Regions from separate parts of the Homo sapiens genome. Here region 2 is linked to region 1. A link is an interaction called in ENCODE POLR2A ChIA-PET data of the cell type or tissue named here. Cell type or tissue: OCI-LY7. All regions are shown on one strand. Each heading gives the region's core, and the rest is flanking DNA. Links, peaks and the distances in the headings are about the cores only. Region 1 has its middle 51 kb from the start of BALR6. Region 2 overlaps BALR6 (B-cell acute lymphoblastic leukemia associated long RNA 6).

Region 1 (5,389 bases), core at 305-5,304:
TGAGCAGGAAGATGTCTGCAGAAACAGGGGATACAACATTATCAAAACACTCTGACCACTGGTTTGCTGGTGGTCTTGTTGGCAACTCAGCTGCATTTTTATGTTGGAAAGTGGTTTGTGAATCATCCATTAGGTGTTGAGCCTCAATGTCATTTGTTACCAAGCCCCAGGAAAGATGCTAGGTGGCCTGTTTGTCCTCTGAGCTAATTGAGATGGGCGGATGTGATTCCAACCCTGCTATCGTCTCAAGAGTGTCATGGGTTTTTCCTAATTAATGTTTATAGCTCACCCTGGTCCCTTGAGATGGCAACAGAGGAAAAGATGTGCCAAATGGTTGCATGATAATTCTCATCCCACTGATTGATAATGGACTTTAGAATAATCTAAAGTCTGTCCTTGGGTTTAAGGCTGTTGCTGACCCTCATGTGTGGGCAGGTTAACCGAGGCACTGGAGTGCAAGGGATGCAACTGAAAGTCTGATAATTTCTTCACAGTTGCCTCTGAGGCCTGCCTAGGATTTGAATCTGCTCTCTTCCTCCCAGCATGAAGAGATTCGGTATGCAAAGTCAAACTGTCCTCTTCCTACCCATTGTTTATTGCTTTATTTACACTACACAGAACTAATCAGGAACACCATTGATGAGCCTGATGCCACTCAATTCCTGCTGCCCAGAAGGCGGGGCCTTTTCTGAGCAAGTAAAGCAGGAGAGAAGCAACACTACTGGTTACTCAAATAACATCTCCCTACCTTCTTGCTGACAGAATTTCAATTTTGTTCAGATAATTGCCTTTCAGGTGACCCTATCCGAAGCTTGTGAGTGAATCCTGTATAGTCTAAGCCATGTGAGGTCTTCTCATTGCCCTAGACTGTTATTATGGTTGGGTGGGCATGTGACCCAGTTCTGGCTACTGGGATCTGAGGAGAAGTCTGCTGGTGCAGAGGCATTTGGGAAAATACTTCCTCTCTGAGAAAAAGAGACACAAGCAAGAAATAACCCCTTCTCTTCTGGCTGGTTGTTATTTTGTCTGCAGGTAGAACCCTTAATTGTGGCTACTGCCTTGTGACCATGGTGGAAACTCATTGAGGACAAAGCTAACAAGTTAAGAATAGCAGAGAGGAAAAAAAATGTTCTTATGGTTTCTTTGAACCTCTGAATGAAACACCTTAGGAACCATTCTTCCTTGGAACTTGTGCTGTGTGAAATAATACAATATCCTCATTGCTTAAAGCATTTTAAGTTGAGTTTTCTGTTAGGTGCAGCTAAAAACCTCATGATATAATAAAAAGTTGTTTAAAAGAAACGGAAAATTCTATGTAGATTCTAGGGTTGCACTGGCTGCTTTATTTGTTCTATAGTTTGTCTCTTCCTCCCTGTTTTGCTGCTCCTTTACATTTGGTCACTCAGAGCCCAGATTAATTGTTGTCTGAATAAGCTTCCCTTGGCCTCCTCCATTCAGCACTGGTAGACTCTGCAGTCCAAGCCCCTGAGCATGATGCCTGTTGGTGTGAGGCAGAGGGACATGTGATCCACATGGAGGTGCAACTAGACAACTTCTAATGCTTTTTTTTTTTCTTTTTTTTTTGTCCACGCTGAGCATTTATGAGCAGTGGCACATACTGTTCTCTCTGTGAGGGATGCTCTTTCTTCACTCTGTCATCTCCACAACTTGGTGAACTCCTATTCATTCTTCGTGCTCTCAGCTCACGTGTCCCTTCCTTTCCTGAGTCTACTGTATCGATCAGCTTTCTTTGTTGCTTTTGTGGAATCATATTCTCTTCAGAGCATTTACCACAGGGCCTGATTATTTCCCTCTTACTATGATTTTTGATTAATGCCATTTTCCCCCTGTTGCCTGAAGTTCCAAGAAATCAGGAATCATGTCTCACGTTGATATCTGTTGCATCCCAGGTGGCTAGATCAGTGCCTTTCCTGTACTAATAGCAAATAAAATTTGCAGAATGAATGCATGAATATGCAAATTTCTGATATTTAGCAGGGGCTTAGTAAATTGTAACTGCCATTGTTATGGTGTTCTCTTATCAGACTTTCCAGCCATTTCATATTTCCTTATGTTCTCTTGAAAGGAATCCAGAGTCTTTCATCACTAAGTTGCCCTTTATGTATGCTACAAAGGAGCAGATGGTACAGAATACTCAGAAGTCCCAAGGGACTTTACCTCTCTGAGCCTCAGTTTCTTCATTTATGCTGAGTTAGAGCCTTGCTTCTCTGGCATTCATAACACTCTCAGGAGTAGAATCAATCACAGGATGATTATGGCACATCTTCCTGGTTCATTGATTTGACTTGAATACTTAGAAGAAAAGGAAACCCATATCATTAACAAAACTAAATGCTTTATTGAATCAAATTACAAAATGTGCACACATTTTTAGATAATAAGATCCCATCTCCAAGTTCCTTGGTGCTAAGCATTCATGTGTCAGAATCACCCACAAGGGACCTGACCCTGTCTCCAGAGCTTTGTTTTCAACTGGCTTTGACTGGACCATCTCCTATCTATCTATCTATCTATCTATCTATCTATCTATCTATCTATCTATCTATCTATCATCAGTCATCTTTTTAAAAGCTCCCCTTGGGATACTAACATGTAGGCAGGGCAGAAACCACTGTTCCAGGGGTACTTTGGTGGAAAAATGAGACTCGGTGCCATGGATGAATTCACAAGTTCTTTCTAGTTCTGGCCTTCTTCCTCTTGCTTCTTCCTCTTTCTTCAGGTCTTCTCAAATGATCTGGTAATTCTAAAGTCCTACATCTAGCTCTTTCAAGAGTTACTTTTAGCTCTTGCCTGTGGGAAGATGTTCACTAGCAACCCAGGTGATAAACTCATGAGAATTGTCAAGGGTGCTTGGAAACCATCCTGTGGCCCCTGTTGATAAGCCTGTCTCTATGTTTTCAGACAAGAAAAATGTGTGTACCTAAATTTCTTGATTTAAGATAGATATAGCCAGCTCTGCTCAGATTTGGAACCACAAGTTCTAAGGCAGCTCAGGCCTACAAATAAGAGAGCCTGCTGTAGCCCTGGCTTGGTTTCCCGACTGTCTTCCATCTAGCTCAAGCCTGGATTTTACTGAACAGGAGTCTGACCCTCTGCCTGAGCTTTTGTTACTATGCAGCCTGCAAGCAAAGGATGTGTCAATAAAGTGTCCCAGCTCACCTCGTTTCTGAGCAGGCACATCTAGCGATCTTAATGCTCAGCATACAGGGATGCTATGAAAATCAAATTGTTTTAGTTATAAGTCCCTGTGCTCCCTCTTCCACCCTCCCAAAGAAAAAAATGGCAAGCAACGAATGCAAATAATTTTTCAAATCGATTGTTTTATGAAAATGCCTGTTTTTATTGTATCTTTTTTAAGGACTAGAGAATCACATAAATGACAATTCCAGAAACCATAGATTTATGACTTTTTTACTTTCCAAATATGTTGGCACGGAGTTAAAAAATATAAAATTTTGTAATTTCGGGAAGAGAATAATGTACTTTTTTATTAAAATGGAAATGACACACTGCTGCATATCTAAGTTGATTTAGTGTTTTTATTAGTTATATAACTGTTTTAATACCTCACTAACTATTGCATTCTCCCTTAAGGTTTCCATTGTTCACATACCCTAGAAACAAATTGATAATTCTGAAAAAATAAAGTATTTCTTGGTTGTTTGCTAACAGCAGAATAGCAATCAGTCACCACAGGGTTACTACAATGGGCATCATTATATCTGGATCCTTATCAATTTCACTATACGGGTAAGTATTATTGCTGTATACCGGAACTCCTTTGGTGTTATTGCTTAATTTTAATTGTGATTGTAAAATGTGAACAATGTGGATCTTTAAACCACAATTAAACACCTGCTATACTTGTTGTCTGTTGGCATTTAAAGATATATTGAGTATTTAAAAACTGCTGATTCAGATATTACATTGAGCATAAAAATAGATTTAATTTGAGAGCAAATGTTTGCTTAAGGAGGAAGTTACAGGAAAGTTTTCGGAAGTCAGATAGGTGAGTCCAAATTAAAGTCTGATAGGAAGACAGACCCGACAGAAAGTGTAATCATTTCGCAGTCTGCTCTTCTGCCTCCTCCTGCCGGGTCTCATGCCAATTTCTTTCAGCAGTGGGAATCTGACTCTTTGTCCCACTGACAACTTGTTAATGAAGAACCTCCCTACAGGAAGCACCTGCCCGATGTTGATGAGATATTAATAGGAGAAATAACAGAGTTACAGAGGCGCAGGGGAGTGTAGTGGGGAGAAGGGGTAATGATATCTGATTTCAGCCCCAGGTCCCAACCCAAATCAAATGTGAAAAATAGATGTCCTGGACTTGGGGGCTTAAATCCTGCAGATGAAGGGTGATTTGAAGTTTCCTGAAATCCATATTCAGAGCGAGCATTAGTCCCTGAGCTGTGTCTGCAGTCTGTAAACAGAAGGCTTTCCTTCTTTGCTTTTTTTTCTGATGAGTAGGTGGGTTTCTCTGTCTTTTCCATCATCATAATTAACCATTCACACAGTGCCTGCAAAACATTCTACTAGGTTCTGAGTTTCCAATATCATTTAAAACAGCATCGTTTGCCTAAGCTCAGATATACTTTAGTTTTTTAGGAAAAAAGCATTTCTTGTTTTAATTTCCCAGCAGTGTTTTTATAAACAGTGAAGAAGGGAGTAGTATGGGTGGGACAATGGGGACAATAAAAGAATCTTTCCTTGGAGAAACGGGACCACAGGTTGGATGTGAGGAGCAGGAAAGAATAAAATATACTGGGTTATGTTCATCTAAGTTTAATTTTTTACTTATAAAAAATCAAATCAAAATAGGCTTGCAAATCCCAACTTTCCATTTCAAGTAAACAAATGTGATAGTATGCCAGGGAGCTGCCTCAGCTCGGGAAGAAGGTTTAAACAGTTAAACTTTCTGCAAAGACTGCAAAATATCCAGCTAGGAGGCAAATGCGTGATGAAACATGACAGAGGTGGAACAGGCCTCTTTGTGGGTTAAATCTTGAATAAGGTGCACATGTCAATTCTATATTTATTATGAGAACATATTCAGATGTATTATAAGAATCTGGGCCCCTTTGCTCCTCCCTTAAGGCCTGTCTCAGTGCTGAGATGCATGAATGAGAAACAAACCAGACTTCAAAGAACCTTAAAAAGTAATCCTGAGGTTTAGCGAGTGTCTCTTGAGGACCCAGAAGAGGGAGTTACATGGTGTATCACATTAAAAAGGAATCTAAATCTCTTAATTTTACAAAGACAAACCATTTCCATTCCTTGTGTTTCTGTTGTCATGAGCACAATGGAAATGGCTTCTTCCCTGATCAAAGTCCCTGTAAATTGTGAATCTGAATTGACAGTGAGCAAG
Region 2 (5,389 bases), core at 328-5,327, 160 kb after region 1:
TCACATGGCCAGAACTAGTTATGTGGTTCCAACCTAAATGCAAAGGAGGCTGAGAACTGTTGGGGAGCACATGCATATTTTGTGAGCACAAATAACCTCTGCCATAATCCTACTCCTCCTTCAAGCCCCAGATCAAAGAGCACGTCCTCTGTGAAGACTGGCACAGCTTCTTTTGCCCCCCTCCCAAGGATAACAAATTGCTTCATTCTTTATGTTTCCACAGTGTTTACATATATATATTTAGATAACTGATACTGAGGCCCAAGTGGCTTAAATTTGAGCCTTATGAAATGTAAAAATGACTACATTGGTCTTCTGTAATGGACATCTGTTATTTTTGTGCCCTTGGCACCCATTCCCCTCCTTTTCTTTGGAGAAAATCTGTCCTCTACCTTTAGTCTATGGCTCTGGGAAGTGCTGACCAACGTCTCAGCTCCAGGGGAGCACGTGACCAATCAGCATATCCCATTCCCTGGACATTGTGCTTGGTGCAGGGATGAGCAGGTTCCTCAAGCTGGTGTAATGGGACTCCATGCCAGGAATTTGGTTAGCATTTTTAAGAGAGAGAACCTTCTTTTTTTTTTTTTTTTTCACTTCATTTCATAGCTGTAGGAGTAATGGGAGCTGGGGCTTTCTGAGGCCTCCTGTCAGAAGTCTTGCTTGAGAATGACGCCAACACAGAAGAAAGACCGAGAGAGGAAGAAACACAAGTAGAAAGAGAGAGAGAGAAAGCTGACAATATAATTTGAGCCATGAGCTCCTGGGGTTAACTAGGCCAACCGCCATTCTTTCTTGAACTTTTCAGTGAAGTAATTACATTTTATTTTGTTAGCTTGTGCCATTTTTAGCAGGATTTTCTCTCCTATGTAACCAAAAGATCTCTGAATTTTCCAACAGCTGAAACTGTAACTTGCTAAAACACCAAAATCTATTGATAATACGAGTAAGAGAGGTAGCATAAGATATGTTCCTTACTAAGAATAAATGGAGACAGGGTTCATTCAATAATGACTGTCCTTAGGCATACTATTTCAAGGAGATTGAGTATAGACAAATATCATCTTGCTTACTTGTGCCATCTTTTCTTTTATTGCTTTTCTCTCCCTCTACTTACTCTCTTGATTACTTTGTCTGTCATAGGTGTGTTCTTTACTCCTCAAATCTGAGACTCACCACCTAATCCAACTGATTTCATGCCCAGTATCTCATCAGCCATTGAATCCTGGGTTTGTTCTTGATTTGTTGTGAATTTTGGGAAGTCTTGAATTTTTTTTTGTTTACTATTCTTTTGACTCACTAATAAAACAGAAGATTTGAGAGTGACCCTGCAGGAAAACATTTGAGATTAACTCATCATGTAGCATAAGCATCTTCTGTGTGTGGATTACTTAGACCCAGTGATGCTATACTAGTGCATTACAAAAGCCCTCACGGAGGTGGGCCTCAGGATGACTTCTCCACAACCTCTGTAGCCTTGCTCCCTTCCTAAGTAGATGATGACTGTTTTCATCCCTCCTTACACAAAGGTGGGGCCTTTCCTTCCTTTTCTTCTAGTATTCTTACTATCTCTTCCTATCCACATTCTTCCATCTTCCCCAAATACATCAAAAGGTAGTGAAAGTTCACTTACTCTGTTTGAAGCTTTGTTTCCCCATGTTTGAATATGAATAATAATGTTTACTCACTAGAATTGTCATGATGAATCAGAGATTAAGATTAGCTATGTAGAGTGAACCACCCAAAGCCTGGTACATCCCAGATGCAAACATACATTAGTACTCTAACATTTCTGTTAGACATGGTTGTCTACCAGAAAGACTATTTTGTCTATTAAAGTAGTTGATAGTGTGGTGTCCTTATCATCGCTGTCTTCTTCTTATAGTTTAATTCATTTTGAGAATTGCTGAATTTTCAATGGTGCACTCATCTCATGCATGGAGTCTCATTTGAGAACATGGCATTGCCCCTTTCCTTCCATGTACATGTCCTAGTCTGTCACAGAAATGAAAAACAATGAGAATCCCTCCTCTTGGCTAATCTCTGAAGCATTAATTTTTTTCTGGGTTACCTTCAACCACTAGTCTTATGTTGCTGCCTCAAGCAGTTTCTAGGTGTTCTACAGAATATCAACTCCATGAACTATTTATAGGTGCCAGGATACACATAAAATGTTCCACAGTTTAATAAATTTGTGAGTAACTTGGTTTAATCTAAGTAAATCAGTCTTCTGAAGGACTTCCCCGAGTCTTTTTGTGCTAATGTGTATTGCAAACCTGCAAGAGAGGTCAGGGAGATACAGTATGCAATATTTCTCAAACTCATTTGGCTACAGAGCCTATTATTAGTGGAACCTCTCATGGGACAAGTATTCTAGGAAACATATTTAGGGAAATGCTGACCTAGTGTTTTACATGACCTAGACGATGCTCTATGACCATCCTCTTCTTTATTCCAGGAATGTCACATTTTATATACTCTTCCTCAGTTGTCTTTTCTATTTTGTGCCTGCTCCTCCACCTTTGCTTAATTCCTGCTGGATAGATTTAAGTCACAGGCTGGATGATAAAAGACAGTGATTAGTTGACCAAGGAGAAGAATGAATAGTCACACCAGTGCATGGTGATAAATATTTGCAATATGTTGAATACACCTTTGCTGCTTTTCTTTAAACTGATAAAGTAAACGGGTGAAGATAACGTTGTCACTATTCTTCTCTAGGACTTTTCTTCTGATTGGAATATGAGAGGCTAACTGGGGTCTTAAATATAAAGAAATCTTTTGGGAAAGTGTTCTAATTTTTCATTGTAAGAGTACATATCAAAATATATTTGCCTATAGTCATTTGATTTTTTATGGCTTATCTGTTTCTAATTTGCTTGCAAAAACCTGGGTGGATAATTTAGACCAGGCCAAAAGATAGAATTTTCATGTACACAATAACTAGTACATTGATTCAAGAAACAATCATTTACTTATTTATGCCTTTTCTGTCTCTAAAGTATAGCACATCATTAAGTAATGTTGGTAAAGATTTCCACCTCCCCCCGTTTTGGGGTTCCCCTTTCACTGTGTTCTAGGTAAAGCTTTGTGAAATGAAATTATCTCATTTCACACCTTGTAACTAATTTAAAAAATATTTTGCCCTCCAGATGACTATAGATCTGGATTAAATTAGGAGGTCAGAATTAATGCCCTTGCTTTTCTTTTTCTTTCTTTGGTCTTAGCAGCTTTCTCTTTCTGATGAAAAGAATATGATTTTCCTAAAAAAGCCTGCTCTTCTGAATTTTATATAGTCCAATAAGAGAAAACACAGCCTACTTACTGTTTTCTTTGTCTTCATTTGTAAAGTGATATCACCTCTATGATAGGTATATAACCTTATTGGCAACATGTAAATAAGGTACATCCTTCCTGTGATTGCTTTTAACTTTTTACATGAATTTAATTCTAGAATTCTCCATTTGTGCTCTCAATGTGTTTTTAGCCATTTTAGGAAGGCAGTAAAGTAAAAGAATTTAAAAGCAGATTAGCTCATTTTTAAGAGGAGTTAAATAAGAAATGTATAGAATTTCTCTTTTATGGAATGTACATTTTTATAACACATGGGCCCTTTATATTATATTTATAGTGATTTATAACCATGAATATGTTTATCTGAAATGGACTTAGAGGTGAAAATATTCTATATGTATGTGTGTGTGTGTTTCTCCCTTAGATATGTTGATTTAGTAGTTCTGGGATGAGGCCCCAGCCTCTAAAATTTTAAAAGCCCTCTTGGATTTTCCTATTGTACAACCAGTTGAGAAGTACTGATTTAGAATGTTCTGTTTGGAAATAATTTCTTGTGTGAGAAGGCTGTCTCATTTTGTGGCTGACAGGACAAAGGCAAACAGAGATGAAAGAATTTTTGTGAAAACCACACAGCAAGCCCTTGGGGGTGCCAGCAACAGACACAAGAATTGTTTCTTTTTAGTCACTCTCTTTTCAACCAGAATAAATGACCAAGGTGTATGTAGGCTAGGGCCCTTGTTGTGGTTAACTTAATTGCAGAAGAATATAATTCACACCTTGCCACCCACTTAATTCTCTTCTAGAAAAAATAGGTCCAAATTGGCTGGAGCAGAGAATGTGCATAGAGATACCCTGAGGATCCAGGTAGGAATTTCTGTTTTTTTCTAATTCAGTGTAGTTTTAGATTTGTTTGGGTTTCAATGGGCCAGCTAAGCAGAATATTTGGTCATCAGTAGTCATGACTTGTCTAAATTTCCCCCTCATTTCCTGCCTTCATCAACTCATACTCCATCCTCTTCATTATGGTGTAAAAACACAATGAAAAGGAATGGATAACAAAGACATTCTCTTTTTTTCTCGACAGGGTCAGGCTGGAGTGCAGTGCCACAGTCTCAGCTCACTGCATTCACTGCAACCTCTGCCTCCTAGGCTCAAGCCATCCTCCCACCTCAGCCACCCAAGTAGTGGGGACTATAGGTGCACAACACCACACTTGGCTAATTTTTGTATTTTTTGTAGAGACAGGGTTTTGTCCTGTTGCCCAGGCTGGTCTTGAATTCCTGAGCTCAAGCAATCTGCCTCACCTGCCTTGGCCTCCCAAAGTGCTGGGATTACAGGCATAAGCCACCACAACCAGCCGACAGTGCACTTCAGAAGTTAGGATTTTGACTACATTGGATCAGTTCTTCACCTTCTTTGTCTATAAGAACAGGATGTTAAAGTCAACATAAGTATTATGCAGGTCTCATTTTCATGGTAGCTGCAGAATGCAATCTTGACAGATGGAACTCTATAATTGTATGTCTAGAGGTAGTATAAAAGCGTCCTTTCTGGTGGTGAGAGGTGGCTTTATGAGAAGGTAAGGCCAAGCAATAGGTTTTTCCTGGAATTTTCATACCTTGTCATTCTGAACAATTTACTGTTAACCGTATGTGTTTAAGAAAAGCATGCTTCAATGGAATTTAAGCATGACATCCCTTCCTTCATTTCCACAGATAAGAAGTAGATGCCCATAGATTCTGGGTAATATTCAGGCCTTAATAACATTACCAGACATTGAGTCCATTAATGGATGCTGAGGGTAGGGTAGTAATAACAATAGTAAACTTTTATTGAGTGTGTGCCAGCCATTAATGTTTTATACAGATTACTTTATGTAATCTTTACAAATCCTTATGTAGAAGGGTAGTGTGTATTCACTGTTTTAGGCCACCCAGATTCTCTCTCCCTTTCTGTTAATAAGTGCACCCAGATTTTCATTTCTACCCCCTGGATATTCGCTGTGCTTTGAGGGAAATAGATCTCATCCTCATCTCCAGGTTGTTCCCTGATTGACTTAAGTCAAGTGGCAAATCCCATTCTCCAGGCAACAGTGACT

What was found. ChIA-PET counts read pairs that join two places held together with the same protein. Peaks named below come from ENCODE experiments on the same cell type or tissue, not always from the same donor. Only the 100,000 strongest peaks of a DNase experiment are listed, where the experiment ranks them.
Region 2: POLR2A ChIA-PET joins it to region 1 with 5 read pairs; 2 of 35 experiments call an interaction of 5 or more read pairs at or near these places.

What each region holds. Positions count from the first base shown.
Region 1 is chr3:17,908,394-17,913,782 of GRCh38, forward strand. No RefSeq gene overlaps it. Among named protein-coding and RNA genes, the nearest start is that of BALR6, 51 kb to the right of the region's middle. In OCI-LY7, for the core only: no CTCF peak of the experiment used is centred there; a DNase peak (open chromatin) is centred at 2,738; H3K4me3 peaks cover 560 bases.
Region 2 is chr3:18,068,062-18,073,450 of GRCh38, forward strand. All of the region lies in intron 4 of BALR6 (B-cell acute lymphoblastic leukemia associated long RNA 6), which reads left to right. Among named protein-coding and RNA genes, the nearest start is that of BALR6, 110 kb to the left of the region's middle. In OCI-LY7, for the core only: no CTCF peak of the experiment used is centred there; no DNase peak of the experiment used is centred there.